2 separate regions of the Mus musculus genome follow, and region 2 is linked to region 1. A link is a loop called in an ENCODE intact Hi-C map of the cell type or tissue named here. Cell type or tissue: heart. All regions are shown on one strand. Each heading gives the region's core, and the rest is flanking DNA. Links, peaks and the distances in the headings are about the cores only. Region 1 overlaps Rptor (regulatory associated protein of MTOR, complex 1). Region 2 overlaps Rptor (regulatory associated protein of MTOR, complex 1).

Region 1 (10,234 bases), core at 1,376-9,375:
CCACACTCTAGCCAAGCTCTGGCTCTTACTACTGTCACGCTGTTGTCTCATTTGGCAGATTGTTTACAATCACAGTACTCAGAGACAGAACACCTGGAAATGCTCTCTTTAAATAAACACTCCCAGAAGGATTCTAAAGACACCAGTTCCCGGATAACAGCTCTATACAGCAACGCCAGTCCCATCAAGATGCCCGAGGGGGTTTTCCTCTAATGGAATTTGACAAGCTGATTCTAAAATAAGTACAGAAGAGAAATCACAAAATTAGAAAAAAAGAAAATTTAATAAAGAATAATGAACAGAGATTCGCACTACCAGATATTAGAAAGGCTATAAATTTATGTAATTACAGGCTGGTATTATTGAGGGCGAGACAAACAAATCAACAGAGGAAAGGCCCAGAAATAGACCCACATACATAACTGTGATGAAACGGCATTTTAAATCAGTAAAGAACGGATGAATGACTCAGTGGGTGATGCTAGAAAGTCTAACTAACCATTTGATATTGCCTCACAGACAATGTACCAAAAAACCCAAAAACAAAAAAACCAACCAAACAAACAAAAACCCAGAATTTACAATGTATAAACACAATATTTTTATTTACTTAGATGAAGAAAAAAACCTTCTTAAACCACTCACAAAATCTAAAAGTCTAAAAGAAACGAGATATAAACACACATTTATGACTGGTAGCTTCTAAAGGAAGGCGATAGAGCCGACACCAGTTTCATGCTTAGAGGTGTGTGCGAGCCCCTCCCGCTCTGGCCAGCAAAGCTCAGAACAGGAGCACGCACAGCAGACATGAATGGTAGTGGTTAGGAAGGGCTGTGCACCAGTCTGTCAGATGATAGTGGGAAAGTGAGAGTCAATCTATCCACCCACCTACACAATTCCATCTGATTTTCTTCAGCAGAATAAAAAAAAAAGATAAAAAATAAATAATGCTTCATAATGACCAAGGTGGTTGAACTTAGTGCTGATGGATGTAGAAATTAACAAAAAAGATTCTGGAAGATGATTTGTCAGTACTGATCAAGTTTTAAAATCTCTAACCATGGGTCGTGGTGACCCTTTAATCCAGCACTTGGGAGGCAGAGGCAGGCAGATCTCTAAGTTCGAGGCCAGCCTGGTCTACAGAGTGGGTTCCAGGACAGCCAGGGCTACACAGAGAAACCTTATCTCAAAAAACCTAAAACAAAACAAAACAAAACAAGTCTATCCCATTTGTCAGCTTCCACATGTCTCTACAGAAACTCTGGCATTTGTACAAAGGACACTGAAGATGTTTGTTCTAGTAAAACTGTGACCCACTGTGGCCTGGTGTCTGTTTTCTGCCCTTCTACACAGGAGAGCTCTGGTTGAGGACACAACATGTTTCCTTTGAACCTGGCCAGTGACACGTGACTACAGTTCAACATTCCACATCCCAACCCTAAGTGTTCTTAGTGCTCACCTTGGGACCTGCATCCTGGCCAGTCTTACAGGCTGAGAAGCCTAGGCCCTAAATAAAGACCCTTAACCTACAGCCCACCTGAATCCTCACAAAGCTCATACAAGAGAATCAATGAGCAAGCTGGACAGGGAGGCAGAGCCTGCGGTCCTAGCTATATGAGAGACTGAGGCAGAGGACTGCATGAGCTGAGGCTAGCCAGCACATTAAGACCTAGTTGCCTAACAAACACTAAGAAACCCAGCTGATCTGAGAGGCAGAGGGAGCTCATCCTTCCTGACTCTAGTGAGTGCTGTGCCCCTGACAAGCAGAACTTGTCTTTATAAAGAGCCACATGAAAAGGAGGTATGGGTGGCTTCTTAATGATTGTAAAATGTGAACTTCAGAACATCATTCACACACACACACACACACACACATACACACACACAAGCATGCGTGTCAAAGAGAGTTGCAGATGTGAGGCAGGTCACCTTGCCATGTCAGTGTTGCTTTGCACACTCAGACAACTAAGTAGCTACATGCTCACAAACGAGCTGATGCATGAAGGCTAGGCCTCCATCTGTGACAAGCTCTGTATTCAGGAGGACACATCACAGGTACTCCTTTTATGTATATGTTCTGTAAGAATCTACAAGACAGGATGCACACAGACCACTGCAAGGGAGCAAGTGGGCATGCCCAGTGATAGGCTTCCATGTCCCTCCCAAGCCGCTGTAAGTATATGAATGTGGAGAAATGTTCTTCATCAATGACACTGGAAAAGTCTCTCCAGCTCTCGATGCCTAGAGACTAAAAGTAACCTTGTAGTGTGCAGAGCACAACAACAGCAGTGAGGACCACTGCAACCTGAGTCAGTTCATACGTCTCACACACTGTAGGCCCCAAGAGGAATGAATGCAGCTCTCGGGGTCTGTGTAGCTGCTGATGACCAGAGACACTGTCATCTATATTGTGTTCCAGATGCAAGCCCACAGGTCCCACAAACAGCAAACAAGCATGAATTAAGTCTGCTATTTACATTTGCCCAAATGCAAAGTTACATTTAAATCTCTAAATCATCAAGTTACTTAGTATTGATTTATTAAAATAATGAAGGCCAGATATATTAGGGAAACCTTTAACAACTTCCATCTTCCACAATGCATTAATAGCAAGGTACAGGGCAACACCCAGATCCTAAGAGCTGGTACCCACCCATAAGGCAACACTGAACAAACCCTAGAACCGAACACTGGTATTTATTGGCCCTGTGCCTTTAGTTATGAAGGACTTGTACTGACTCCCATCCACGCAGGTGCCTCCCATTGTAGATGGCTTAAATACATCAACACATCTGACACCTGACTAGGAGCAGATTCCTTGATGATCTGTTCCCACAGTGACATTTCTCCATGTCCATACACTGCACAGAACTGTGCACTGTGCCACGAACAGCAGCATCCCTGGCTGTAACCAACCAAGGCCAGAGCCAGTTAGCCCTGACCATCCAAAGGATCTCCAAATGTCGTCAAATGCTCCTTAAGGAAAACTGACTGAAAAGGGGGACAGTCTCACCAAAACCATTAGCTGTGTAGTTTAGTGAGGACAAACTTGACAGGCTGTGATCCTCTGGGACAACAAAATCCACTCTATTAAACCACCAGGAAGAGAATGGCCTTTGAGAGCTAAGCTTCACTAACAAGCTCATTGGCTCCCAGAACCCATCTCAAAAGGACTGCCGAGGGTTTGTCAAGCTCCAGGCCAGAATTAAGGTCCTACGAGCCAGCCAAGTGCAGCTGCAAGCACGGCCTTGGCACACAGGGGATCAACACCCAGTGCAGCAGGAACAAAAGAAGCCACATGTCCTTTGGGAACCCGGCCCTGTACCTGAGTACTCCCTGATGGGCAGAGGCCCCACCCAGCATTCAGAAACCCTGGCAAGCAGAGACTGGGGAACAGAGAGGGGCTGTGAGCAGAGGGCTGGCTTCAGGCCTGCCTAGACTGAGAGAGCAGGGAAGCCCTAATCAAAGAGCTAGAAATGGGTTTTATAGAATGTATTCATTAAAATTCACTTTCTCTGACAGATCCCGTTAAACACAAGGGGGAAACACCACTTGCTTTATCAGACTGTCACTGCAGGCTGTGTCAACTGTAACAGCAGCTATGGTTGGAAAAAGCCCAGCCCACAACAGTGCAGGAATACCTGGTCTTTTACCAGGTCAATCTCTTGGAAGGGTCGGATCCCAGGAACACATGCACTGCACCACTAAGACTTCTGGGAAGAGTGAAGCTAAGCTCTGATTTCAACTATGGAGCAGATGGCAATGCCATGCAACTCCTACGCCTGGTACTGCCACAACAATGAGCAGAGAGAAAGGCAAAGATGATCAACAGGCCACCCCCAGGGAGGGCCAGACAGAGCTGCAGTGGAGTGGATGGTGGGGAAGAGGGATCTAGCTTTGTCAAGTGCACAGTGGCACCCCCATAGATGCACCCTAGACAGGCAAACCTGGACACATGGAACAGTCACTTTGATGTCCAGCAAAGGAGTGGCATCAAGTCTCCTAGGGAGTGCTGAGGCCATAGATGCCATTGGCCTACGAGTTTCTGAGAAACTCAAACTTCCTCTTCCAGGTGTATCTGTGGACAGTAGGCATGCAGAGGATGACATGAGGCTCTACAGAGCCTCTCCCAGGCTTGGCCATTGCGATAAGCTCACAGAAACACCATCACAATTGCTGCCACTGATCTCCTAACCCTGTCAGCACTCTGCGGTGGTGGTGTTCTCAACATACAGCATCCTAACGTCACAGCAGTTATGGGGGGGGGGCATGCTGATGTTCTGCCTCCTGTGCCTCTGGGGGCTCAGCCTGCTTTCTCATGTAGACATAAGCTCAGACAGCAGCTGATGCACATGCCACCAGCAGCAACCTCTGTTTACCTCTTCCCTCATTCCCTTTCTTCCCCCTTCCTTCTTTCCCACATCTCAGAGAAAGCAGGGTTCCTTGGGTCTTGCTCTCAGCAGACACGATTTTCCTACATCATCCCCTTTCTCATGATTCATCCACTAATGTCATCCTCTGTCTCTCTGAACTATCTACAAGCAGAGTTGCCTCCTCCTGACACAGAAAGCACTCATCACCTGACAGCTTCCTGCAATCCCACCTTCCTTTATCTGCTGTAGACTCACTACAGTATAAAGAGTGTAGCCTATTCAAGAACATCCACAGAAATCTGAAATCTTAACAACTTCAGTCCTAGTCTAGCCCCAAGTCTCTCACTCCCCACTTGATCATCGTCTGAGTTCTCTACAACACACAAATGCACAAATACAGACCCACATAGCACAGGTTAGCCCTTGAAAAAACATGCCCAACTGTATCCACCACAAAGACAATGAACATGCCAAGAGCTCACATCTTTGTTTCTAAGTAAGGTTCTTGGGTGGACCTAGCATCTGTATGGAAATGGCTCACATCAGGGTTGACTCTAGAGGAAATACTGTAGGAACTTGCGGCCTCTTGAAGAGCTGTAAAGAAGGCTCAAAGAATGGTGGACACATCAAAGAGGTGTATGTGCTATAATGTGAGGATGAGGAGGATAACGACATGACAGACACAATAGACACAGCACAATACAATGTGGTGACAGGTCTTACCAGTTATCCAAGTTTGGGCCCAAAACGGAATACTTTTTACAATAGAAAAATCCTATTATTAGACCATAACACAAACACCAAAATAAGCATGGGCTCAATACTAACCAACTGTAAGGAAAATGAAAAGCAGATGAATCCATCTAATAGCTGGAGAAACCAGTGGTGCCCCTACTGGAGTGCAGAAGAGGAACAAGAGACTGTCTAAGGGCGTGCAGCTTGTGCATGGCTTCAAAGTGTCTCTGGGGTATCCACTGATGACCAGAAAGAGACCAAAGCAGCAACTGGCCAAGCCATTAGGTAGCACCACTAGCAACAGTGAACACCATCAGCCAGAACAACCTTCGGTGTCAGTTCTAGCCTACCGTGTCAGTCCCAGGGGCCCATCTCGGGTTCTCACAGGGGGCCACAAGCACACTCACCAATACATGTGCTCGTGGGGCACAGTGCAGCATGTATGTGGTGTGTAGTTGTCAGTCATTAAACTGGCTCGAGCATCACCGCAGATGACACCTCTCCTTATGTGAGAAACATTGAAACCCTCTCTGCTTGCTGTCTGATGTCCTCCCACTCCTCCTCTCCTCCCCTCCCCATCCTCTAGCTCCTCCCATCTCCCCACCCCCAGCTCATGCTATAGTGGTAGCACTTCTTTCTGCTTCTTCCAGGGCAATCTTTTAGCTTCAACATCTGAGTGGGACCATGAGGCTCTGATCCCTCTGTGCCGTTCAGATATCAGGCTGCTCTTTGACACCCTGTGGCCCAGGACAGGGCTTCTGTCTCTGGGCGGTCCCCTCCTCCCTGAACTTTCAGGGAGTTTACTCAGTTCCTGCCGCACATCCGTGACCTCCACCTACCTCATATTAGGACCAACTTACTGCCCAATTTCCAGCAGACCCTAAACACTACTTGTCAACGAGGCTGTCCAATGCCTTGAAAGGGACCACAGTGTTACAGACACTTCTCTACAGCTTTCAACTGGGAAGCACCAGGCTGTCAGAGCTGGGGTTCTACAGCAGCTAGAATGATGCTCCCCTGACTGACACAAGGCAGCAGAGGCTCTCCCTCCCCTAAACATGATAAAGAAGTACCACTGAGTTCAGTCAGCTCACTGTGAGCTTACAGCTGAAGGCAGACCCTTCTCCATCAGTAGGCTCACACCAGCCTTGACCCGATCTTATCTCTCCTGATTCAGCTCGAGACTGTCACATTTCTACAGCATCCGTAAGGTGGAAAATGCCAATTTGCTACAGAAACTGTGAGTGCTACCATCCGCATGCAAAGACAAACATTTCTTAAAACACACAATACTTACTTAAAGAAAATTCCTGGCTCTATAGAAAGCTCTGGTCTGTCTTTCCTTCTTTCTTTTTTTTGAGAACTATTTTGATTTTATTTTTACATGTAAAGGTGTCCTGTCTACACGCACAGCTGTGTGTATGCAGTACTCAGAGTAGAAAAAGGCAGCAGATTCCCCCTGAAAATGGAGTTACAAACCATTGTTAGGTGCTGGGACTCAAACCTTTGTTTTCTGAAAGAGCAGCCCATATTCTTAACCAGTGAGCCATCTCTCTAGCCTCAAAAAGCCCTAATTTCTAAGCAGTACACTCTTGTGTAGTTCCCAAAGCCTGCTTTGGCATGTGCTGGAAACATGAGTTAGACAGCCTACAAATTGCCAGGATGGTGGGCCAGAGTCTAGTTCAGCTGAGACAGTACAGCAAAGCCACCATGGACTGACATAAAATACATGTTCTTTTTTCTATCCTCCTCTTAGACTTTTTTTTTAAACATTCAGCACAAATATAGTGAGAGAAAGATTCTTTATAAAGAGAAGAAAACTAGAAACAATACAGGTGTCAGCAACAGGGAAAAGGATCATTGAGCCATAGAGCATTTCAAGTCGACTCTCAGCCTGACAGAATCAACCGCAACAGAAACACAAACCTGAATAAAAAGGTCAGCTGGACCACTCTTGATAACGCTTATATAAACTCAAAACTACACAAAACACTGTAATCAGTGAGGCAGGGCACCCTTCACTGTAACCAGTGAGGCAGGGAGTTCTTCACTGTAACCAGTGAGGCAGGGAGTTCTTCACTGTAACCAGTGAGGCAGGGAGTTCTTCACTGTAACACTGGGATTTGAGAATAACACAGGGGAACAGCGGATTTGAGACAAGCCGGCAAAATACAAGACCTTGTCTGTGCCAAAATAATTTTCTAAGATCGGAACAATGAGAAATGTGGTTCAAGAGACAGTTTGCTCAGGAAATAAACCTCCGAACACACACACACACACACAGAGAGAGAGAGAGAGAGAGAGAGAGAGAGAGAGAGAGAGAGAGAGAGAGATGGGGAGCAAGTTCACAGGTTTTACCATGCTCAAAGTACTAGAGTTTGGATCTAGAATGTTCCTTGGTCTTGGGCCAGTGGGAGAGTGTGCGGTCCTGAGCTCCTTTTTCATTCCTGGGCATGGATCTCTCTGTCAATGGTCCTGCCATGCTGTATTGGTGTATTCTGGCACAGAACCAAGCAAGCAAGCTGATTGTCTCAGGTGCCTGCCACAGATACAAAGCTAGGACAGTAACTCCCAAGTGTCAGGTGACCTTTTCCTATGTACTGTTCCATGTAAACACATGTTCTACATTCAACACGGCTGGGATTTGCAGCTGTTGTGGCTCTAAGGGAACCAAAGAAGAATTAGAATGTTTCTAACCACATACCCAAGAATTCCAAGAACAATCAATGTTATAATGATCCCATGTGAAATCAGTATTAAATACATAAAACACACCATTACCATGCAGTAGCTATACACCTGGCTAATAAACACTCAAATACCTGGAAACTGAAGCTTGGGACATTCAGAAGGAATGGGAAAGCAAGCTATTTAAGATATGAACAGTGATATCATTCACTTAAAAAACAACAAATCAGGCGTGAAGAATAACAGACCACAGCATCCACAAAGGTCTCACATGACCAAGATACCCAGCAGGAAGGCCAGCAGTGAGGGAAGGGCCAAAGGAGATGGGTGAGGCTGTCAGCTAAGCCCGTGAAGGTGAACCAAACGAGCCAAAACGAGCAGGAAAGGCCACAGCTTCAGACCAGAGAGCAGGATGGGGAACCAACTCGGAAGAGGTGGGGAAAGTGAGGGTCTGCTGAGAGAACATGGGGGAGGGGGCACTGAGGTAGCTTAATCCCACACAGCAGCTACCCAGTTCCTAGACCCCTTCTCATGCAATCAGAAGAATGCTACATCGACTGTTTTACAAATGTTGAATTTTTAGTGGCTCTAGAAACATTTTATTAAAAAGTTCAAAATGTGGGTGAAGGTAACTATACCTTTCAGCACCGAGGAATTTCTTTATAAATTTATAAAGAAAAGAAGTAGCCTAAGGTTTCCAGGCTTTCTCTAAAGAAACAGCATTTTTGCTGATGGCCTTCAACTACTATAAGCAAATGTAAGACGCTAGAAATTCTAAAAAGAGAGGGTCAAGTTCACAGTGAAATGAAGGCTTTTGTCGTTTCCTGGACTCCCCCAAAGTAACAATTTCAACAAACGATATCGGTGAGAATAATGCAATTATGAAAGTCACAATGTTTTCCACCAAGTGCATGTTTTAAAACCTAAACAATCTGCCTTTCAATAGAAGCAGCAGCTGTCTGTTCCATACCAGACAAAGAGGTAGGTAGCATCTAGATACCTGTGAAAAACAAAAACTACATGTGCTGTGTATGTGTGTGCATGTGCTTATATGTGTAGTCATAAGAACAGTATCTGTAAGTTGTTTGTGGAGCTCATGGTTATTTAACCACAAGACAGGTCAGGTAGAAGCAGAGACGACGACTCACAACAGGGCCCATCTTTACTTATGTTCCAAAGACCCACTAGCACCTCCGGGGGCCTTGCTCTGGCTCCCAGACCTCACGCTTTCTTCAGGCCTAGTCATCATAAGCTGGGGACCCAATACCACTTCTCACGCTTCTCACAGGCACACACTCACAGCCCAGGCCAGCAGGTGACATCAGCCCCTTCTTCCTGTCGCTTCATCCCGGTCACGCTCCAGGCCTCAGCTGCTCTGTCCATCTGTCCTCAGTCCATCACCTTGCCCTCCACTGACGGCCTCAACATGCAAGCTCACCTTGGTGGCAGTGTTTAGTATATCACCATTTTTACCTTATGCTGGCTTTCTTGCTGTCTTCTCAAATCCATCTCTCAGGCAACAGAGGGGGAGGGATCCTAGAAGCCACCTGGCCACACTCCTTCCTCCAGCACACCACCTTGTTTTCTGTCCCCTTTAAACCTTAGTGTAGACACAGTCTCCCATCTCCCTCAGTGGAAGGCTCCACTTGGTGCTGACTTGACTCCTGCAGGGGGGGTCCCTGGGAAGGAAGGGAGCTCGCTGCTGGTCCACTCTTAAAGGGTCAGTCCATCTTTCCTGCATCACTTCACTTGTCACTACACAATCAGCAGGTTTCTCTTTAACTTGATTTAAAACAGCACCTAACAGGAAACAATCTAATCTTTACTTTTAGTGTGGTCTCCATGAGGCTTTATCTCCTTATGTCCAGAGCAGTCAAACTCTGAGAGAGATACTGGGTGAGACAGACACTGAAGAGAGCAAGCAGGTCCAGCATTTGAAGGCATTTCTGGCAGAGAAGGGTTTTTCCACTCAGCGAGCCTTTTCCTGTGTTCTACAGAGTCCAGCACGACAGAAGCTATTTTTGATCTTTGCTTGTGCACCCAGCACAGAGCCAAGTGACTTTCTTGCCTGTATAGCTGGACCCACTTCACCTAGAAGAGCAGGCTTCATCTCAGCTTGCCTCTCTTGATGCACTGAGTGTGAGTTTCTCGGCTTTACATTTTAGTTCAGAGCAATTTTAGTCCTTTTATTTGTTTACATTTAGACTGAACCTCAGCCTTCAAAGGCCGGCTCTGCTTACAGCAATGTCACTGTGCTCTGAACCCCCAAGCCGCAGCACCTGTGAAGCCAGTCTCAGATGCAGAAATCTCTTTTGTCTTGTCTTAATTTCCCCCACTTCATTGTCCTGTTGATTTGATTTTTTTTCCATAGATTTACTATTTTCGTATGACTGTCCACCAGAGACAGACTAGTAATTGTCTAGGACTCAGAACACAAT
Region 2 (10,234 bases), core at 1,032-9,031, 100 kb after region 1:
GAGCAGGCTTGTATGCAGTGCATACAGCAAGCCATCCCACTCAGTGGTATGCAGCTACCATCCTGCTACTGAGCTGCTGCCCAGTGTGGACCATTCTCCGCCAACCTGCTGCTGACAAAACTCCGGAGGCAGCAGAGGCTGTTGGTCCATGCCCCGTGTCCAGGAGTCTGTAGCACTCATGGTCCTCCACGCCTTGCTGATACTGGGGTCACACTGGAAAGCTTTTCCCTCCCACAAGATGAATGTGTAGATCCACACACTATCGACTCTCATTTTCATTACTGAGTGAAAACAGCTGCTGAACAAAGTGTGCGTGACCATGGAGCTGCAACTTAAAGGGTCCTCAGAAAGGCAGTCAACAGAGCAGGCAGGCTTGCCTCTTACAGACCTCAAACACGCCCCAGCATCTTCAGACAGGAATGTTATAGAGGATTCTCTCACTCCAATAAGCTGTGTGAACTTCTAGGTTTTTAATTCCTTTTTTTTTTCTAGGTAAGAAGCAGTGAAAGAAGCAAAGGAAGCTCAAAGCCGGGAGGTGACCAGTCAGCAAACAGCTGCACAGCACATGCTCGATCAGCGGCACTCACCGAGAAAGGCAGGCAGGTGAGGTGTGCCTGTACCCAGTGCAGGGAGCTAGAGGCAGACGGTAGAGACAGCAGTTTCACGGGCCACATATCCTCAACTACTTGGCAAGTTCCATGTCAGTAAGATATCCTATCTCAATAAGTAAATATATACATATGGATAACACCTGAATATCAACATAGAGGATGTCCTCTGAAACACATACATACACCAAATACAAATTTGAAAGCAGCTCAAGCCAAGCATGGTAGTGCATGCCTATGATGTCAGTACTTAGGAGGCCGAAGTAGGAGCATCAAGAGGTAGAAGACGCCCTAGGTTACATAACAAGTTTGAGACCAGTCTAAGCTACATAGTGAGACCCTGTCTCAGAAAACCAATGGATGAGAATGTGACTTACTGGCGAATTATTTGACTAGCATGTTCAAGGCCTACTATTTCATCACTGCCACCACCAAGAGACAGATGGTGTGTGTGCACAGTGCTTATCTTGGATCCTATCCTAAGTATGAGACCTCTGCTTCTGCTGAAATGTCAAGATCTCAGCATACACTTAGCTTTACTCCCCGCCCAGATCCTCTATAGAAGTGGCACTATTTTACTTATAAGTTAGACCCCTGGCACACTTTGATTAATAACACCTACTGCCACACACTACACACAGATGACTCTAGAAAGCAGCTTTCACCAGCTCCAAATGTTCACTGCTCCCAACTATTGGATTCCTGTGGGCAGCCTTGCTTTAGCCTTGATTTTCCACCATGTTACCCAACCCCATTCATCTCCACCTTCTGACTTCTTCATCTCATGGGAAAAAATCTTGTTCCATTTCCTTCCAAACTGTGTGACTAATGTCCTCTGCACACCTAGGCCCATGTTCCCCTCCTCTTAGCGAGCCCCAGCCCTTGCACACAGACTCTGTTGATGACTGCCAAGGCCTGGGGCTCTGCTGTCTACACAGCTTCAGTGTCAGGTCACAGTGCTTTGCTGATCATTTGAGTGTATTTATTTATCTTAAATGCCAATACTTTTATCTTTTAAAAGTAAATTATATATAATATATATAATTTTTGAAAAAAGAGTAAATTATATTTCACTTTGGTAAAACTGTGCAAACAGCCCAAGTTCCTGCTGCACTCCCAAACTCCCAACCAACCTCCATGTAAGTCCACTTAAATATGAGACAGCAATATCAATGCTATCTGGAAGACGCTGGCAGTTCCCCTCTGAGTTTGACATGGAAGTTCCTAGGGCAACCACCCTACCTCACCTGGGTAGACTGTGACATGCAAATGTCATGGGTAGGAGATGTAAACAACACTGCTTGCCAAGGTATCTTAGTGTGATAGTGCCTACAGCAGTACCCACAGCCGCCATTGCCTCTTCAATATAAGCTGCTTCCCTGCCCTCCAGCCCTAAGCTTCAGATGAAAACAGGAACAACAGCAAGGTTAGCCAAGCTGAAACTTCCACGCATCCAATGAGAAAGGTCCTGAGTAAGTCCCCAAACACTGCACCCCAACTGCTGCTGGCCCATAGTGAGGGCGTTAAGACAGGTCCGCTGATCATCCTACACTGAGACCACTAACGGAGCTACCAGTGCAAGAAGAGCCACTCAGTCTGACTTCACAACAAAAGGCTCCTGGAGAAAGAGCCTGAGCACTGGAGGCCCAAGTAGCCAGGATGCAGAGGACCTGAAGGCGAAACACTGAAGCAGCTCTAACCTCCCACCAGCTTCTACAATTAAACTCCTCTCAGCAACTGTCCAGCAAAACAACACTGGACTCTAGATACCCATCTGTCCTGCCACACCTTCATTGTCTCAAAGGTACTTAATGGATTCCTAGATCCAGCCAAAGAACCATGAAAGGACTAAGGTTACCCTTGTTCCTTCTCCTGTAATGCCAGAGTTTTTTTCCCTGAGACAGATCTCTGTGTAGACCAAAGCTGGCACAGAACTTGTGATCCTCTCTTTCTCTGGGGAGCTTTGTGGTTTTCTGAAGACTTGGTCTTCTAATTGTTTAGCTTTGACTTTATTTCTATTTAATAAAACTAAACTCGGGGCTAGTAAAAAGATGGGTTTTCTTTTACGCGATCAGAACATCCATCTGCATCAAACAATGCAGCAGCAGAAGCGCTGAACCCTTCCCTACCTCAAGACAAGCTGAGCATGGGGAGTTGATAGGTCTGATGGAGGTAACGGCAGGGGAAAGCTTGCCTAACGTGTGAGAGCCTGGGTACATTAGGGTGAATGACACCCTAGAGCTCAGAGCTTTCCTGTGCTCCTGCACGCCTCTCACTCCCAAACAAGGTAGCTATCGGTTAGTGCTGGTGAGAAGACAAAAAAGGCTGTCCATGATGATGTGTGCTGCTCACGACTCCTCCTCTCCTCCATCTTCCTGGCCCTGCCTCCCATTTCTCTGCTGCTGCTGATGATGATGATGATGATGATAATGATGCTGACGATGATCCTGCTCCTCCTCCCCCTCCTCTATCTCTTCTTCTCTTTCCCTATCCCCCCTCAGGCACATACAACAGCCCAGACATTGCCTGAGCACTTCCTGAAGATTCTCACAACTGCCTAACTTCTGAAATATGCATAAGCAGAAACTTAAGCAAAGGGATGGCTGTCATAAGGACAGCCACTGCAGGGGCTTGTGTCTGAGTGCTTCAGGGGAGACCCCGTCACCAGTCAGAGTCACCACGGAGCACAGTGCAGCCAACGTATCAGAACTGCCACACTTGAGAAATAAAGGGAAAGAGCCACTGGATGATAGATATTTTTAATTAAAATCTTCAATTTTCAGTTCATTGTCCTTAGACAATCTCTTCCCTCAGCATCCCAGGTTTCTAGGATCTCTCCAGTCTTAGGAAAAAGAGAGATGCTGCAGGGGACCAGGCTTGACTCATGGAAGCACAGGTTCTGCCCAAAACAAATACTTCCTCAATTATCAGTAGCCACCAACACTGACACAGAAACAAGCCTGCTGCTGCCGCCAAAATTGCCAATATCTGACCAAAAAGACAGATCGCTCCTATAAAAAAACCAACTACAGGACATTGTGACCTCTTCCATGAACCAGAATGTCTCAGCAACATTTTGTTCTTAACACCCCCCCCCAATGCCCTTGACAACTATACAGGATTAAACAAGTCTATTCTGCTTTAACACACACACACACACACACACACACACACACACACACAATTTGCAGGAAACTAGATGTCCTGGGAATGAGTATTAATCGAGGCCATGTGGTCGCAGAGAGAATCAGCGTGTGCTGTCCTTGCCTGTGTGTGGCTCTGGGTGAGCACAGGTGTGTGGAGAGTACGAGGTGTCGAGGAGGGAATGAAGGCCTGGACAGTACACGAGCTACACATGAGGAAGAAGACGTAAACCCAAGGGCTTTCCTAGTTTAACTCTGTGTGTGTGTGTGTGTGTGTGTGTGTACACAAGTGTGTAAGACAGAGTGGAAGCCTGCAGCTTCCAAGCAGCTGCTTTCGCTGCTCTCCAGTGCAGAGGCACAGACTCGGATCAGTCTACCTGCCTGGTATATTTTATTTGCAAATTCTTTTTTAAATGATTCCTTTTTATTTATCTTTTATGTACATTGGTGCTCTGCCTGTATTTATGTCTGTGTGAGGGTGTCAGATCCCCTGGACCTAGAGATAGTTGTGAACTGACATGTAGGTACTGGGAATTGAACCCAGGTCCCCTGAAAAAGTAACTAGTACATACTACTAACTGCTGAGCCATCTCTCCAGTCCCTGCAAGTTCTTTACAGTGAAGTGATTTTTATTTTTAAAAACTATACAAGATCCTAAATACTTCTACAAATTATACCTACCAGTATTCAGCATTATAGATAATACATGAAGTTTTTTCACCTTCATTAATTCACTTATAATTAATAACAAATACATCTATTGTTAACATAAATGACATATTTTTTCAAAAATCTCTATCTTGCCAAATAAAAACTTCTTTTGTGATAAGAATGGATGTTTCTCCTTTTCTGCAAATCTCTTCACTATCTGGCTTGACAGGCATCATCGGATTCTGCCTAGGCATCTGTATTGAACATGTCTCAATCTGTCACAGTTTGATATTCCAGCTGAAGTGTATAGAAAAGCCACCTTCAAACATGGAAGTGGTACTTTCTGACCGAGCGATACTCTGCAGGGTCACCCAGAATCACCTTTCACCTTGTGGTACCATCTCCACCTGCTGCTCACCTTTCCTGACAGACTGCACGGATCGTCCGGAAGCCACCAAGTCACAAGGATCACCCAAGGCTGACAGCTGTCACTACACTGTTAAATATTCATCATTGTCACCAACTACAGAGCAAAAGGAGCTTCAGACACTGGGAGCCACCAAACCCACAGTGGCAGGCTCTAGGAACTACCAAGTCCACAATGGTGGGCAAGTTTTTTAGCACTTTCCTTGGGTCACTAGGGCATCCTTGGTGTCCCAGCTGTGGCACCACTACCCTGTCCCCTGACAGAACATGAAACTGGGTTCCAGCTGGCCTGCAGCTTCAGTGTTCACACTCTCAGCTGCAGCTGGGCCAGCCTTCTTGGCATCAAAGCCTCTGCATGGAAAGGAGATGAGCAAACCCCGGTCCGTCTGTACTGCAAGTCTGCCCTGAGAGCAAGAGAACACCTACAGATGCAACACAGGAGGGCAGAAAGTGGAGGCTGAGGAAAGCCAACCAAAGAGAGGAGGCAAAGGCTAGAACCTGGCAGAGTAAAAGCAGACATAAGAAAAGGTCCAAACAGCCCCTGTCATTCCCTGTCACCCGGTCATTCCGTCATTCCATCATTCCCTGGCATTCTCTGTCATTCCCTGTCATTCCCTGTCGTTCCCTGGCTAGTGCAGTCTCTTCTCTGATGATCCCTCCACACTCATGATCCCACAGCCTTTCCTCTCAGCAAACTGATCATTAAGCTTCAAGTAGGTTTGGGATACATGAAAGCCTGTCTCAACTACACCAAAATAAATAAGCAAATTAAAGCTTCAAAAGAATACAGATTTTTCTAAAGTATGTTAAACAATTATAGCCACTAAATTTTTTAGCAAATACTTAAAAAGAACAAATTTCTTGAGAAACATAACCAAAACTGACTCATGAGGCCATAGCAGACATGAAGCCTCCCAATAACCATTTAAAAGCAAATCATAGGTATAAAAAAAGTTATTCCACGGAAGAAACTAAAGACCCAGATGACAAGTTCCACAAATACTGCTCTAAGTCTAAAGACAGAAGAAACAAAAAAAAGATTCCCCAAGGTCCTATCTCTAAAGTAGCACAGCTTTGGTATTAAAACATAGCAAACTGCCAAGGGGCTCACCTGAGCTGCTAAGCAAAAAAGATGGTGGAGGGGAGGAGACTAAGCTTTAGTACTGCAACAAAACCTTTAGCCAAGGACCAAGCTAATCCAGGCCAGGCCCAGTCACTAAGAACAGGTGCCCTGCCGCCTGCAGACACACCAATGCACACACAGCACTAGCTGTGCATGCACTGCACCACATCAACAAGGCAAATGGCACGCACACAGTTAGACGACTCAAATCCAAACAGCTCTTGTTACTATGAAAACAACTCTTACTAGCTCTCTGGCCATTCCATAGTGCTGTTTGATAAAGTCATCCAGAACTCACCCCTTCTTGCTAGTCTAGGAACTCTGACCTGCTCTGGAGCACAGCCTGTTGGCAAGTGTCAGGCCTGTCATCCCAGCACTCAGCAGGTTGGGGCAGGAGGATTGCCAAGAGCTCAAGGCCAACCTGAGCTATAGAGTAAGAGACCCTATGGCAGAGAAAGAGAGAGTAAACAGTGCTCACTTTGCAAGTTAAAGAAGAGGCCTCATCCTACCACAGGATTCCCAGTGAGCTTCAAGATTAGTAGAAGGAAGGGAGGGAACTGCCATTACCCTCAGAACAACACGACTCTGTTTACAGAAATCCAAACAGATATGTAGACAAACACTCAGTCAGAGTCAAAGGCTTCCAGACACAGCATGTAAAGAGAAGCTGTATTGATTCCTAAGCAACAAAACAAACAAAAGAGGTAAAATTTCTAGGAATTATCCAATAAAAGATATGAAGGGCCTCTACGTGGAAATTTAAAAGCTTGAAAATGTGAAGAGGTGGACAACTCCATCTGTGATTTATCCACTGGCTTAAGATCTGTGTGGAAATAAAATGCAAAAGGGCACACACGATGAAGAACAACCTATCTGGACTTCTTTCCAATTTCAGGAAGCCACAGAGAGCACAACTGAGGCTCCCAGAACAACCTGAGATGGGGCCAAACCAGGCCGGTGACAGGGAGTCCTGCAGACTGAAGCAAAGGAGCCTGACACATGGGTCTTCTCAGAGACAAAACGAGACTGGGCCCTTGCCTCACCCACATCTAAAGCCAATGTCTACTAAGGAACAGTCTGGCTCTGTAATTCATTATAAAAGCCGGGTGGACACTTCTGACGGTGACAAGACTGTCGCATGTAACAAGAATTACCTGGGCCTACCAACACTCATCCTGATCAGGAAGCTAAATGTAAGCAGCAAAACTATAACGCTCCCTAGCATTAAAAAACAGACACAAGAGGGTCTCTGTGGGCTCCAGGCCAACCTGATCTACAGTCAGTCCAAGCTAGCCAGGGCTGCAGAGTGGGATCCTGTCCAATAAAAAAGAAAAGAAAAGAATCAAAACCAAAACCAAAAACACTATCAAGCATTAAGAATTAAAAGACATCGGATATACAGGGGAATGCCAGAGCCAGGAGGCAGGAGTGTGTGGGTTGGGGGGAGGGGGCAATGTTAAGGGGACTTTCGGGAAAGCATTTGAAATGTAAATGAAGAAGATATCTAATTTAAAAAAAAAAAGGGTGGGGACGGGGACATAGGATAAAATCCTAACCTCAAAATTGAGAAGAGATCTTTAGCAAATGTTTAAGCCCCAGGAAAAACTAACTCTAAAGAGAGCCACAGCAGCAGAGCTTGCTTCTGTTAATCCAAAGAGATCCTGAGAAGATGGAAAACTCATGTCCACAGTGAGAGACATCCACACTGCACCCCTGTCAAAAGGCTGTGCTCCAGAGCAGGTCAGAGTTCCTACTAGACTAGCAAGAAGGGGTAAATTCTGGATGACTTTATCGAATGGCCAGAGAACTGTCAGAGAGCCACAAGGAAGATGGAGAGCCTCTGCTACCACCCAGCCATCTGTGACAGAGTCTGACACCTGAATTCCCATGCTCACTCAGCATTTGTTACAACAGCCGTGACATGGAAGTGACCTGAGTGTCCATTAGCAGGCAAACAGAGGAGAAACAGAAATGTGGTGTGTACATATATCAGATACTACTGAGCCACAAAGAAGGAATCCAGTTGTATGTTGTTCAATGCAGTAAGCCAGGCACAGGAAGATAACCATACACACCACATGACCTCATTTTTATGTGTCAGGTAGTAGTGGCAGAGGCGGGATCTGGGGCACTAGGAAGACAACGGTGGAAGGGTGACATCTCAACACCAAGGAGTAAGTTCTGAGATGCACTGCACAGTACCGCAACTGCAGATAGTGGTAAAACCCTGCCTGTGTGCTGCTGTTGTGGGAAGCTTGCTTAAATCTGGGGCCTGCCTTATACTAGGCAAGCATTCTACCTGAGCTGCCTCCCAGCCCTGAATGACAGGCATTTACTCAATCACTCCAGTGTGCATACATCAAACAGTATGCCCCATAAAGTACAATTACTTATAAGAAAAAAATAAGAACTAAAATCACAGCAGCATACCTACTCACAAGAACGATCACAGTGAAAGTAGCCCTGTTGCTGGAACAGGAGCCCAGAGCCACCAGCACCGAAGGAGGAAGTAGAGCAAGTCTCGTAGCCATGCCTGTTAAAACCCAACCCTGCAAACCTGAAATTGCAGTACCTGGCAAATGCCCTAAGCAAAGGTCATGGGAGCTTGGTATCTATCAGCATCACTGATAACATTTAAAACATCTTATGTTCTGGGACAATGGACAGTATGGTGTAACTTTAATATTTTTAAATCTTATTTTTAATGATGGTTCTTAAAGGATACGGGGAAGTGGACCTGTCTGGAAAGGATACGGGGAAGTGGACCTGCCGGAAAGGACACGGGGAAGTGGACCTGTCTGGAAAGGATACGGGGAAGTGGACCTGCTGGAAAGGACACGGGGAAGTGGACCTGTCTGGAAAGGACACGGGGAAGTGGACCTGCTGGAAAGGACACGGGGAAGTGGACCTGCCGGAAAGGATACGGGGAAGTGGACCTGTCTGGAAAGGATACGGGGAAGTGGACCTGTCTGGAAAGGATATGGGGAAGTGGACCTGTCTGGAAAGGACACGGGGAAGTGGACCTGCCGGAAAGGATACGGGGAAGTGGACCTGTCTGGAAAGGATACGGGGAAGTGGACCTGCTGGAAAGGACACGGGGAAGTGGACCTGTCTGGAAAGGATACGGGGAAGTGGACCTGCTGGAAAGGACACGGGGAAGTGGACCTGTCTGGAAAGGACACGGGGAAGTGGACCTGTCTGGAAAGGACGCGGGGAAGTGGACCTGCTGGAAAGGACACGGGGAAGTGGACCTGCTGGAAAGGTTCTTTTGGAGCAACTCCCATCTGTGTTGTCTGGAAATCAGCAGTTCAATCTACTCAAAAAAAAATTTTTTTTTTGTTTTTGTTTTTCAAGACAGGGTTTCTCTGTATGGCCCTGGCTGTCCTGGAACTCACTTTGTAGACCAGGCTGGCCTCGAACTCAGAAATCCACCTGCCTCTGCCTCCCAAGTGCTGGGATTAAAGGTGTGTGCCACCACACCTGGCCACTCAAAAACATTTTATGGATACATCAACAGCCCAGTTTGGTAGAGTCAGGGTATGCAAACACAATTCAGCAATGGCAGCACGACCTAACAGAGACAGCCAGGCCTCAGTCCCAGCACAAGTCAGCAGGAGGGACCCTAAGGGACATTCTCAGCTGTGTCTCTCTCAGCAAAGAGAAGATCAGTGAAGACTCGACCCACAAGCTCTATAAGCAAGCCTAGCTCAGCCTCCGCCATTGTCTATCTAGTCCTTTTTATACTCCATCCAAACGTCGAGTGTCCTGTATAGGTCTCGTCTCAATACGTGCCTTGCCTCAGCACGAGTCTCGTCCTAGCACATGATATCATTTTGTCAACCAGCCTGAGTGGGCGGAAGCAGCAAAAACTATAGCACACCACCGGAAGTTTTTTGCTATATTTCTCTCTATGGAGTCCTGGCAAATGCAACGCAACTATCACAATGTATGGCGGACCAATATATGTGTGTTGTTAGCAAAGAATCCTTCATCACGTGTCCTTTCACACACTTACTTTAGCAGAACATCCTCTCTCCTGTGTGTTTCAGTGAAATGTTCTTTTACAAGTCTGTCTTAGTCTTTCGCCGTGTCCACTTGAGCTAAATGTTCCTTCACACATTTGCTCCAGCAAAACACCAACCGACCAACTTTCCAAGGGACCCTTATGTTTCCACTTCAGTACAGCTTACACCTTTTGTGGGTCCTTGCAGTACAGGACAGGGACCCCACAGCAGAGGCAAGAAAGATTTCTCAGCAATGAAGGGTACTAGGGGCTGTTTCAG

The links. A loop is a pair of places that touch in the nucleus more often than their neighbours do. Peaks named below come from ENCODE experiments on the same cell type or tissue, not always from the same donor. Only the 100,000 strongest peaks of a DNase experiment are listed, where the experiment ranks them.
Region 2: a loop joins it to region 1, with 1.9 times the contacts of the local background. A loop is called at or near these places in 1 of 42 quality-filtered maps.

What each region holds. Positions count from the first base shown.
Region 1 is chr11:119,732,735-119,742,968 of GRCm38, reverse strand. All of the region lies in intron 4 of Rptor (regulatory associated protein of MTOR, complex 1), which reads right to left. Among named protein-coding and RNA genes, the nearest start is that of Rptoros, 97 kb to the left of the region's middle. In heart, for the core only: no CTCF peak of the experiment used is centred there; no DNase peak of the experiment used is centred there; H3K4me3 peaks cover 312 bases; H3K27ac peaks cover 974 bases.
Region 2 is chr11:119,627,506-119,637,739 of GRCm38, reverse strand. All of the region lies in intron 1 of Rptor (regulatory associated protein of MTOR, complex 1), which reads right to left. Among named protein-coding and RNA genes, the nearest start is that of Rptor, 30 kb to the right of the region's middle. In heart, for the core only: no CTCF peak of the experiment used is centred there; no DNase peak of the experiment used is centred there.